2 separate regions of the Homo sapiens genome follow, and region 2 is linked to region 1. Evidence: chromatin contacts called from ENCODE Hi-C or POLR2A ChIA-PET data. All regions are on one chromosome and are shown on one strand. The core of a region is the stretch at or near the end of the contact, and the rest is flanking DNA. Distances in the headings are between cores, read along the strand shown.

Region 1 (5,131 bases), core at 1,916-4,415:
AAAGGTAAGGTTAGAGAATCTTAATTCCTGTACATCTTTATTTTAAAAAAAAACAAACAAACAAAAAAAAACAAGCCAGCCATCTGTGTTGAATGTTTTGTCACCTGTTTAGAGTGAGAGGCTTGAATCACATAACTTCTTGAAATCCTTACAAAATTTAGATTCATTAGCATAAATAGAATACCCAAATTTTCTCAGTGACTATGTCACTTAACTGCTAACATCAATGGCTCATTTAGCTGTTTCGTAAATGCTTGACTGAATATAAGAATCTATTGATGAATCTTTTACCTCGTTACAGCTGATTGTACTGATCTTTGACTTACCCACACCCAATTAACACAGAAAGTACCACAATAATACTTAACTTTTACTAGAGTAAAGACCTAAAGAACAGAGACTAGTAAGTCAACACTATCTGGAATATTCTTCAATGTCATCTATACGACATTCAGAAAGAGGCTGTTTTGAGAATTTCAAGTGAGGGTGTAAGTTAAAAGGTTCTCTTATACACTGCCAATGACAACGTAAAGATGTATCTTTCTGAAAAACAAACACTCCTTTATAAAGAGCCTTACAAATTGGCTTCACAAGTGATTCCATTTCTAAGACTCAATCAATAAAATTATGTACATCCATCCATATCATGAACTCAGTTCTATGCAACCTTTATAAATGATACTACAGATGATTATTTAATAACATAAGAAAATTTGCATATGTTAAGTATAAAATGCCAGTTTGAAAATCATTTCTCAGTATGATACTGGATTGTACGGTTGGTGATGATGTTATCGTTGAAGTACATCTGCTTGTTTTTTTTTTGTTGTTGTTGTTGTTATTGTTGTTGTTGTTTTGAGACAGAGTCTCGCCCCGTCACCCAGGCTGGAGTGCAGTGGTGTGGTCTTGGCTCGCTGTAGCCTTTGCCTACTGTGTTCAAACAATTCTCCTGCCTCAGCCTCCTGAGGAGCTGGGATTACAGGTGTACACCACCACACCCAGCTAATTTTTGTATTTTTAGTAGAGATGGGGTTTCACCATGTTGGCCAGGCTGGTCTTGAACTCCTGACCTCAGATGATCCACCCGCCTCGGCCTCCCAAAGTGCTGGGATTACAGGCATGAGCCACTGCATCTGGCCCATCTGCTTTTTATAGATCTTAGACTAAAACAAAAAATTGGCCAGAAAAAATTAATCATGGTGACTGAACTTTAATGATTAACAGCTCAGTGCCTTATCATCATTTTATCTGAAATTTCTAAAATAAATAAGCATTTAAGATATGTAGAAAAAAAGTTATGCTAAAATGATAATTAAGTTAGAGGAAAAGGTTTGGTTCTACCGGGGAAACTAATATTGTTTCTCCTTACAGATGAAAAGAGCAATGTTAATTATTTCCTTAGTATGGCTGTCAAGAAGCTTAAAGCCAATTTTGTTAGTCACCTTTACTAGTTGCACAGCAAATACCCGTATCTGCGTGTGCATCTGACTATCCTCCATCATAACCTTCTACTGTGATCTGCATTTTCTCTGACCCCCTTTTTTCTACTGCATTATAGGTAGTTATCAAACTAGTCTCAATATATTTCCTGGGGGGAGGGTAGGTGAAGGGAGGAAAAGACAGATGGAAAAGAAGGAAAAGGGAAAGGCGGGGAATAATGAGGTGGCAGTTTTGAAAACAGAACATTTTTCTACCTCCACCATTTTCAGATTATTTATAAAGCTTAAGTTCTACCATAGTGGGTACATAAATATTTACAGAACAAATCAATGATATCCAAGTTGAGAAACGCACATCTAGGCCAGGCACAGTGACTCTTGCCTGTAATCCCAGCACTTTGGGAGGCTGAGGCGGGCAGATCACCTGAGGTCAGGAGTTCAAGACCAGCCTGGCCAACATGGTGAAACCCTTTCTCTACTAAAAATACAAAAATTAGCTGGACGTGCTGGTGGGCACCTGTAATCCCAGCTACTCAGGAGGTTGAGGCAGGAGACTTGCTTGAACCTGGGAGGCAGAGGTTGCAATGAGTCAAGATTGCACTCCAGCCTGGGCGATAGTGTGAGTCCATCTCAAATTGAAAAAAAAAAAAAGAGAGAGAGCGAGAACAAGAAAAATGCACATCTGTCAGGGCTCTTCCTATTACATACAGTTAATACCTTATTGAATTTTGTACTGTTATTTTAGTATGGCTATTAGAGCAGTGATCTGCAGTGTTTGGCATGCCTCAAATGTCAGAAAAATCCAGAGACACACCTGTGAGCATCAAGATAATTTTACTTCCATTATTTCAATCTACAGCTAATGCTTAGTAATCACAGTATTTAAAAATCCCCTACAATAAGTCTGCACAAGTCTGTGGCTCACAAATTGAGAATCAATGTGCTATAGCACAGAAGAAAAATATTTACCATAGGCTGAATCTGAAGAGGAGATACTCTTATTGTTAAGGCTGTTTTGAGTTACTGTTTTGTTTCTAACTTGCACCATTATGTATGTATGTACGTACGTATGTATGTATTTTTAGAGACAGAGTCTCACTCTGTCACCCAGGCTGGAGTGCAATGGTGCGATCACAGCTCACTGTAACCTCAAACTCCCAGGCTCAAGAGATCCTCTCACCGCAGCCTCCTGAATTGTTGGGACTACAGGTACACATCACCATGCCCAACTTATTTTTAAATTATTTTGTAGAGACGGGGGTCTTGGTATGTTGCATGGGTTGGTTTTGAACTCCTGGCCTCAAGCAATCCTCCCACTCTGGTCTCCCAAAGCACTTGGATTACAGGAATGAGCCACTGTGCTCAGCCACACAAGCATTTAAAATGAAGAGATTTGACATAAAAATCCAAATGTTCAACTCGTAAAAAAAATCACAAGAGCAGGCAAAACTTGCCCGGTATTTCTACACGGCAGCAATCAGCAAGAGAGCCGATCAGCACCCACATCTAGATGGTGTCATCATCTCCAGTTTCTGTGCTCCCCACCTGGCTGTAGCCACTCATTGGACATACTCTTGGTAAGCAACTGTGTTTGTAACCTCTTTACCATACCACTCATCTTTTAAAGTAAGTTTCCCAGAAGTGCAATTATTAGTTATGTGCAATTCTTTCTAAGGAGTGCCAAAAGCTACTCACTGTAGTGTTGTCCATTAGAGTACTTAGCACTGCATGTCCAAGAAACAGAACAAATTATGCCAGGGGCCAGCCACCCACGAATGTGTCTTCCATGCAAGGTTTGTACACTGATATTCTGTACAAAACCTACATTTCTGTGCTGGCTTTGTGGCTCCCTGATTTCCAAATCACTAAGTGGCTAGTGCATAGCAGCTGCTGAAAAAAATGCTGGGTGGATGGATAACAAATAAAATCTACTAAAATTAGTCTTAATTTCTTCCAGCCCCAGTACATAAAAGATTGTTACAAAAGGAATCTGCACTATGACTGTTGAAAGTAGAGTTTTTATTGTTGCTATTGTTATTATAATAGCTGCTCACATTTGTTCAGAACCTCCCTGATAAATTCATCATAATCTACATTGCTGGAGCAGAAGAGGATCCCAAAGAGAAGAGGAAGTGCCACTGCTGACATGCAAAATTATCTTAGGTGATACTTGAAACCTGGTATTGAATTACACTGAATCAAATACTGAGGAAGTTATTCCTTTTCCGAGGTTCTTTCAATCTGTCTGGGTGTATGAGAACAACTCTCACTTTGGTGCTAACACATATTTATGTCCCTTTATGACACCTGCAAATTTAACTTCCCTTGTAAACACAGAGAGCATATGGCTCAGGCTTGGAGCCTTTATCAGACAACAGAATCTAGACAGGGTTTAACAGTCATTTTTTTTTTTAAGGCAAACAATACAGGTTCTCTATTGCTGGTGGAGACACAAAGATTCCTTTTTAAAGAAAATTAAGCTTTAAAAAGCATTAAAAGGTTTTACATTTATTTTAAGAAATTTAAAAATAAAAAAGAATGGCCGGGTGCAGTGGCTCACACCTGTAAACCCAGCACATTGGGAGTCCGAGGCAGGCAGAGCAAGAGGTCAGGAGACTGAGACCACCCTAACACAGTGAAACCCCGTCTCTACTAAAAATACAAAAAGTTAGCCAGGCGTGGTGGCACGCGCCTGTAGTCCCACCTACTCTGGAGGGGGAGGCAGGATAATTGCTTGAACCTAGGAGACAGTTGCAGTGAGCCGAGATCGTGCCACTGCACTCCATCCTGGGTGACAGAGCAAGACTCCATCTCCAAAAACAAAAAAAAAAGGAAAGCATGATATGAGGCCAGGTGCGGTGGATCACGCCTGTAATCCCAGCACTTCGGGAGGCCGAGGCAGGCGGATCACGAGGTCCAGAGTCCTACACCAGCCTGACCAATATGATGAAGCCCCATCTCTACTAAAAATACAAAAATCAGCCAGGCGTGGTGGCATGCACCTGTAATCTCAGCTACTCGGGAGGCTGAGACAGGAGAATTGCTTGAACCCGGGAGGCAGAGGTAATAGTGAGCCGAGATCATGCCATTGCACTCCAACCTGGGTAACAAGAGCGAAACTCGGTCTCAAAAAAAAAAAAAAAAAAGAAAGAAAAAAAGCACAGTGTGGAGTGCAAATGTGACAAAAAAACACCAAGGTGATACACAAAATACTAATATTTGGGATGTAAATGACTATGTTTTATCAGTCCAGCATCATCCTGATACCAAAGCCTCGTAGAGACACAACAAAAAAAGAGTATTTTAGGCCAATATCCACGATGAACACTGATGCGAAAATCCTCAGTAAAATACTGGCAAACTGAATCCAGCAGCACATCAAAAAGCTTATCCACCACAATCAACTTGGCTTCACCCCTGGGATGCAAGGCTGGTTCAACATACACAAATCAACAAACGTAATCCATCACATAAAAACAGAACCAACAACAAAAACCACATGATTATCTCGATAGATGCAGAAAAGGCCTTCAACAAAATTCAACAGCCCTTCATGCTAAAAACGCTCAGTAAACTAGGTATTGATGGAACCTATCTCAAAGTAATAGGAGTTATTTATGACAAACCCACAGCCAATATCATACTGAATGGACAAAAACTGGAAGCATTCCCTTTGAAAACTGGCACAAGAC
Region 2 (5,131 bases), core at 899-3,398, 95 kb after region 1:
ATTTTTTTTTTTTTTTTTTGGAGACAAGAGTCTCTCTCTGTCACCCAGACTGGAGTACAGTGGCTCAATCTCAGCTCACTGCAACCTCCGCCTCCCCTGTTTTAGGTAATTCTCCAGCCTCAGCCACCCGAGTAGCTGGGATTATAGGCACATGCCACCAAGCCTGGCTAATTTTTGTATTTTTAGTAGAGACAGGGTTTCACCATGTTGGCCAGGATGTTCTCGATCTCCTGAACTCGCATCCACCCACCTTGGCCTCCCAAAGCGCTAGGATTACAGGCATGAGCCACCGCGCCTGGCCGAACAGTGCCTATCTTGATACAGCTGGCATTATGCTAAATATATCAGCTGAATTTTTACTTGATCCTCACAATAACCCTGTGGTTGCTACAATTTTTTTTCTTTTTTTTTTTTTTTTGAGACGGAATCTCTGTCACCCAGGCTGGAGTGCAGTGGCTCAATCTGAGCTCACCGCAACCTCCGCCTCCCCCGTTTCAAGTAATTCTCCTGCCTCAGCCTCCCAGGTAGCTAGAACTACAGGCATACGCCAACACACCCAGCTAATTTTTGTATTAGTAGAGACGGGGTTTCTCCATATTGGCCAGGCTGGTCTCCAACTCCTGACCTCCCCACCTTGGCCTCCCAAAGTGCTATAGTTGCTATAATTAATCCCATTTTACAAATGAGAAAACTGAGGCACACAGATAGCTTAAACATGTTCAGATTACATGGCTATTAAGCCATTACACAGCAGGATTAGGGTAAGAAGCCACGTCTGCCAGCCAACCCTATACTACATTAAAGTTTACAGAGCCTATCTTACGCGCTTTATCTATTTGCTACCACCCTGTGATATGATTTGAATGTTTATCCCATCTGAAACTCACGTTAAAACTTAATCCCCAATGTGGGTATTATGAGGCAGGTCTTTAAGAGGTGACTGTGTCATGACGGTTCTGCCCTCATGAATGGAACCTATTCATGGATTAATGAGTTAACGAATTTTAACGGATTATCCTGGGAGTGCGACTGGTGGCTTTATAAGAGGAAGAGACCTGAGCTAGCACACTCAGCCCCCTAACCATGTGATACTCTAGGCCACCTTGGGACTCTGCAGAGTCCCCACCAGCAAGAAGGTCCTCATTAGATGCACCCCTTGACCTTGGCCTTCCCAGCATGCAGAACTGAAAGAAATAAATTCCTTTTCTTTATAAATTACCCAGTCTTAACCAGGCCCACCCCTGGTTAAGGATGGGCAACAGGCTCACCCCTGTAATCCCAGCACTCTGGGAGGCTGAGGAGGGCGAATCACCTGAGGTCAGGAGTTTGAGACCACCCTAGGTGACAGAGTTACACTCCGTCTCAAAAATAATAATAATAATAATAAATCACCGGCCGGGCGCAGTAGCTCACACCTGTAATCCCAGCACTTTGGGTGGCCGAGGCAGGAGGATCACCTGAGGTCAGGAGTTTAAGACCAGCCTTGCCAAAATGGTGAAACCCCATCTCCACTAAAAATACAAAAAATTAGCTGGGTGTGGTGGCCGGCACCTATAATCCCAGCTACTCGGGAGGCTGAGGCAGCAAAATCGCTTGAACCCGGGGGGCGGAGGCTGCAGTGAGCCAAGATTGTGCCATTGCACTCCAGCCTGGGAGACAAGAACAAGACTCCATCTCAAAAAAAAAAAAAAAGAAGAAGAAGAAGAAGAAGAAATAAATAACCCAGTCTCAGAAATTCAGTTACTGCAACAGTAAACAGACTAAGACACCCTTATAATCCACTGTAAAGCAGGCTGTGCAGTTTGATGATCCCCAGTCTCAGAAATTCAGTTACTGCAACAGTAAACAGACTAAGACACCCTTATAATCCACTGTAAAGCAGGCTGTGCAGTTTGATGATCCTATTTTCCTAGAGAAAATAAGAGATTCAGGAAGGATGAATCATTCCCTCCCTATGGAGCAAGCAGCAGAGCTGGGTCTAGAATCCCCGTCTTTTAACTCTTCACCACTGTTTCTCCTCCTCAATATGCTTAGCTAGTGTGGTGGTTTCAAAAATATGTTCACAAATTACTTAATTTGCATCTCTTCAAAGGGCAGAACCTGAACTCTCCCTTGAGTGTGGGCTGTACCCAGTAACTCCCTTCTAACAAACGTGGCAGAAGTGGCAGTGTGAGGTCTTCTAAGGGTGTGTTATAAAAATGTAACCGCAGCTTCCTCCTTGCTCCCTCTTGATGAAGCCAGCTGACATGTTGTGAGAACATTCAAGAAGAGGTCCACAGAGCAACAGGCAAGGCCTCCTGCCAACAGCCTGGAAGCAGATCCTCCAGCCTCAGCCAAGCCTTCAAAATGACTGCAACCCTGAGCCAGAACCACCCCACTCAACTGCTTCCAAATTCTTAACCCACAGAAACTAAGATGATAAATGTTGCATTAAACCACTATGCTTCACAGTAACTTGTTATGTGGTAATAAATAGCTAATACAACTAGGGGCTGGGTGTGGTGGCTCACGCCAGTAATCCCAGCACTTTGGGAGGCCAAGGTGGGCAGATTACTTGAGGTCAGGGTATCGAGACCAGCCTGGCCAACATAGTGAAACCCAGTCTCTTACTAAAAATACAAAAATTAGCTGGCTGTGGTGGCGCACGCCTGTAATCCCAGCTACTCGGGAGGCTGAGGCAGGAGAATTGCTTGAACCCAGGAGATGGAGGTTGCATGAGCCAAGATTGCACCAGTGCACTCCAGCCTGGGTGACAGAGCGAGACTCTATCTCAAAAGAAAAAAAAAAAAGCTCTTGGCTAGTCATCAGAATTACATGATCCCTCCCTTAATTTCACACAGTAAATGCCAGTACCTCTATTGGTTAACATTCTATTCCACCTTGTGTCACTGCTAGTTGTTTACCTGCCTATCTCTGAGACTAAGTCATAAATCCCTTATTATCTAAGGTTCAATTTTCTCATCAGTAAAATGAAAGGGTTAGATTAAGTAATTGCTAAGGAACTCCCAACTCCAAAGTTCCATAAGGATGACTCTTAATTGAAAAAAGTAAGATAGCACAGTTGTAAGCTTCGACTTGGTAGTTTTAAATCTCAGCTCTACAACCTATCAGCTCTAAACAATGGGCCTGCTGCTGAACATTTCTGTGCCTCAGTTCCTCATCTGTAAAATGAGAATAATAGTGCTGTTAGAATTCTTCCAGGTAATGGTTTTGTTTTTTTGTGTTTTTTTTTGAAACAGTCTCCCTCTGTCACCCAGGCTGGAATGCAGTGGTGCAATCATGGCTCACTGCAGCCTTGACCTCCTGGGCTCAAGCAATCCTCCCATCTCAGCCTCCCAAGTAGCTGGGATTACAGGAGCGTGCCATCCAGCCCAGTTTGTTGTTGTTGTTGTTGTTGTTGTTGTTGTTGTTGTTGTTTGGTGGAGACAGGGTTTTGTCACGTTGCTCAGGCTGGTCTCAAACTCCTGAGCTCAAATGATCCGCCTTCTTTGGCCTCCCAAAGTGATGGGATTACAGACTGCCTTCAAGCAAATTCATCAGGCCCATGTTCCTGAATGCCCCAAGGTGAGCAGTAAGGAACAGAAAAACACTTTCCTTCTCCAGAAAATCCCACTCCTGAGCTGATAGGAGGGGATCTCAGAAAGAATCATCACAAAAGACAGGACAAACTAAAGAAGCTGGCAGACTTTTTTAATTCTTCCCAGTACAAACTGGAACTAGACATGCAGAGAGCCTTCCTAAAGGCAACGCCCAAATCCCACGTGAGGCCAAACTTCTCCCCAGGGAGACTGAGAGCCAATGTTCTTATCATAACACTCCTCCCCACAGTGCACCCACAGACAAGGAAGCCTGAGCAGTTGTGGCTGTCACACAACAGATGCAGCGTTCAGGCCAGAACCTTCCAGGACCTTCCTCTTTGCTGGCCCAACAGCTGCTGCATCTGCCTGGCCTTCGAGGAGCAGCCAGTATGTATGTGGCTGTGTGGAGCAAGAATGTGCCAAAATAAGCAACCAAGTCAATCAGAGATGGGTTTGGGGCTAAGTTGACATGGTAACAGGACCAGTCACAGGTCTCCCCATGTATGGTGGGACCACAGAGCCCTATGTCCTCCATTCATTCTTCTCTGGGCAGTTTCTGTCCAGGACAGCTATGGGGCAAATTCCACCTTATCCTTAAGACTCACCACCTGGGTGTGCGTGGCTCTTGCCCGGCAGCTCATCCAGCTCATCCACCCTGTACTCAGAGATGCTTTTTTCCTCCTGCACAGGCTGTGGGTCCTTTCCCCTAACGAATCACTCCAGGTAGTAGCCCACAGTCCTGGCCACAAAGGCCACAGGGTATGTAACTTAAGTAGCATAGGTAAGCATTACGATCCAAAGCACAAGCCACACATCATCAGGCAGCCTGGCACAATTTACTGGGAATCCACTCATGCATAGCAATGCAAGAGATCACACCCTGTTTTATGCAACAGTTGGGTACCACAAATAATCTGCAGCACAGCCCATACTCCTCTGTCCAGCCCTGGTCTCTACCTGCTGGCTGGGAACAGACATTGCTACTCCTAGCAGCCCACATGGCCTCCTGTTGTTTTTTAATAACAACTACAGTCAGATATATAACTCACATGTACAATTCACCCAATTAAAGTGCACAACTTAATGACTTCAGTATATTCACAGAGCTGTACAACCATTACCAAAATCAATTTTACAGTATTTTTATCACCCCAAAAAGAAACACATACCCATCAACAGGCACGCCCCATATTTCCCCCTCCCCACCAGCTCTAGGTAACCATAAATCTACTTTCTGTCTCTATGAGTTTGCTTATTCCAGATATTTGATATAAATTAAATCATATTAATAAGTGGTCTTTCATGACTGACTTCTTTGATCCAGTATAATGTTTTCAAGATATATCCATGTTGTAGCATGTAACAGTACTTCATTATTTTTACTGCTGAATAATATTCCATTGTAAGGATATGCTACATTTTGTTTATTCATCAACTGACATCTGAGTTGTTTCCATCTGGCTGTGATCAACAATGTTGCTCTTTCAGTTTTAAGTAACAGAAAATACAGCAGGGCACAGTGGCTAACGCCTATAATCCTAGCACTTTGGGAG

The links. A loop is a pair of places that touch in the nucleus more often than their neighbours do. ChIA-PET counts read pairs that join two places held with the same protein, here RNA polymerase II (POLR2A). Pooled maps may share reads with other maps.
Region 2: a map with no recorded cell type shows a loop between it and region 1 (4-fold over the local background). The contact joins two enhancer-like sites. A Hi-C loop is called at or near these places in 4 of 168 maps with a recorded cell type or tissue (B cell, CD4-positive, alpha-beta memory T cell, naive thymus-derived CD4-positive, alpha-beta T cell and 1 more), 1 of 37 single-sample maps with no recorded cell type and 9 of 50 pooled maps. POLR2A ChIA-PET finds 5 or more read pairs at or near these places in 13 of 52 experiments (CD4-positive, alpha-beta T cell, H1, HEK293T and 9 more).

Annotation. Positions count from the first base shown.
Region 1 is chr7:105,253,851-105,258,981 of GRCh38, forward strand. All of the region lies in intron 2 of SRPK2 (SRSF protein kinase 2), which reads right to left. Among named protein-coding and RNA genes, the nearest start is that of SRPK2, 130 kb to the right of the region's middle. Within about 2 kb of position 3,166, at least 3 of the 41 ENCODE cell types and tissues checked have a DNase peak (open chromatin) inside an H3K27ac peak, as active enhancers do.
Region 2 is chr7:105,350,128-105,355,258 of GRCh38, forward strand. The region is part of intron 2 of SRPK2 (SRSF protein kinase 2); the gene reads right to left. It also overlaps the pseudogene LOC124901716. Among named protein-coding and RNA genes, the nearest start is that of SRPK2, 36 kb to the right of the region's middle. RefSeq lists an enhancer at 2,227-2,306. Within about 2 kb of position 2,149, at least 27 of the 41 ENCODE cell types and tissues checked have a DNase peak (open chromatin) inside an H3K27ac peak, as active enhancers do.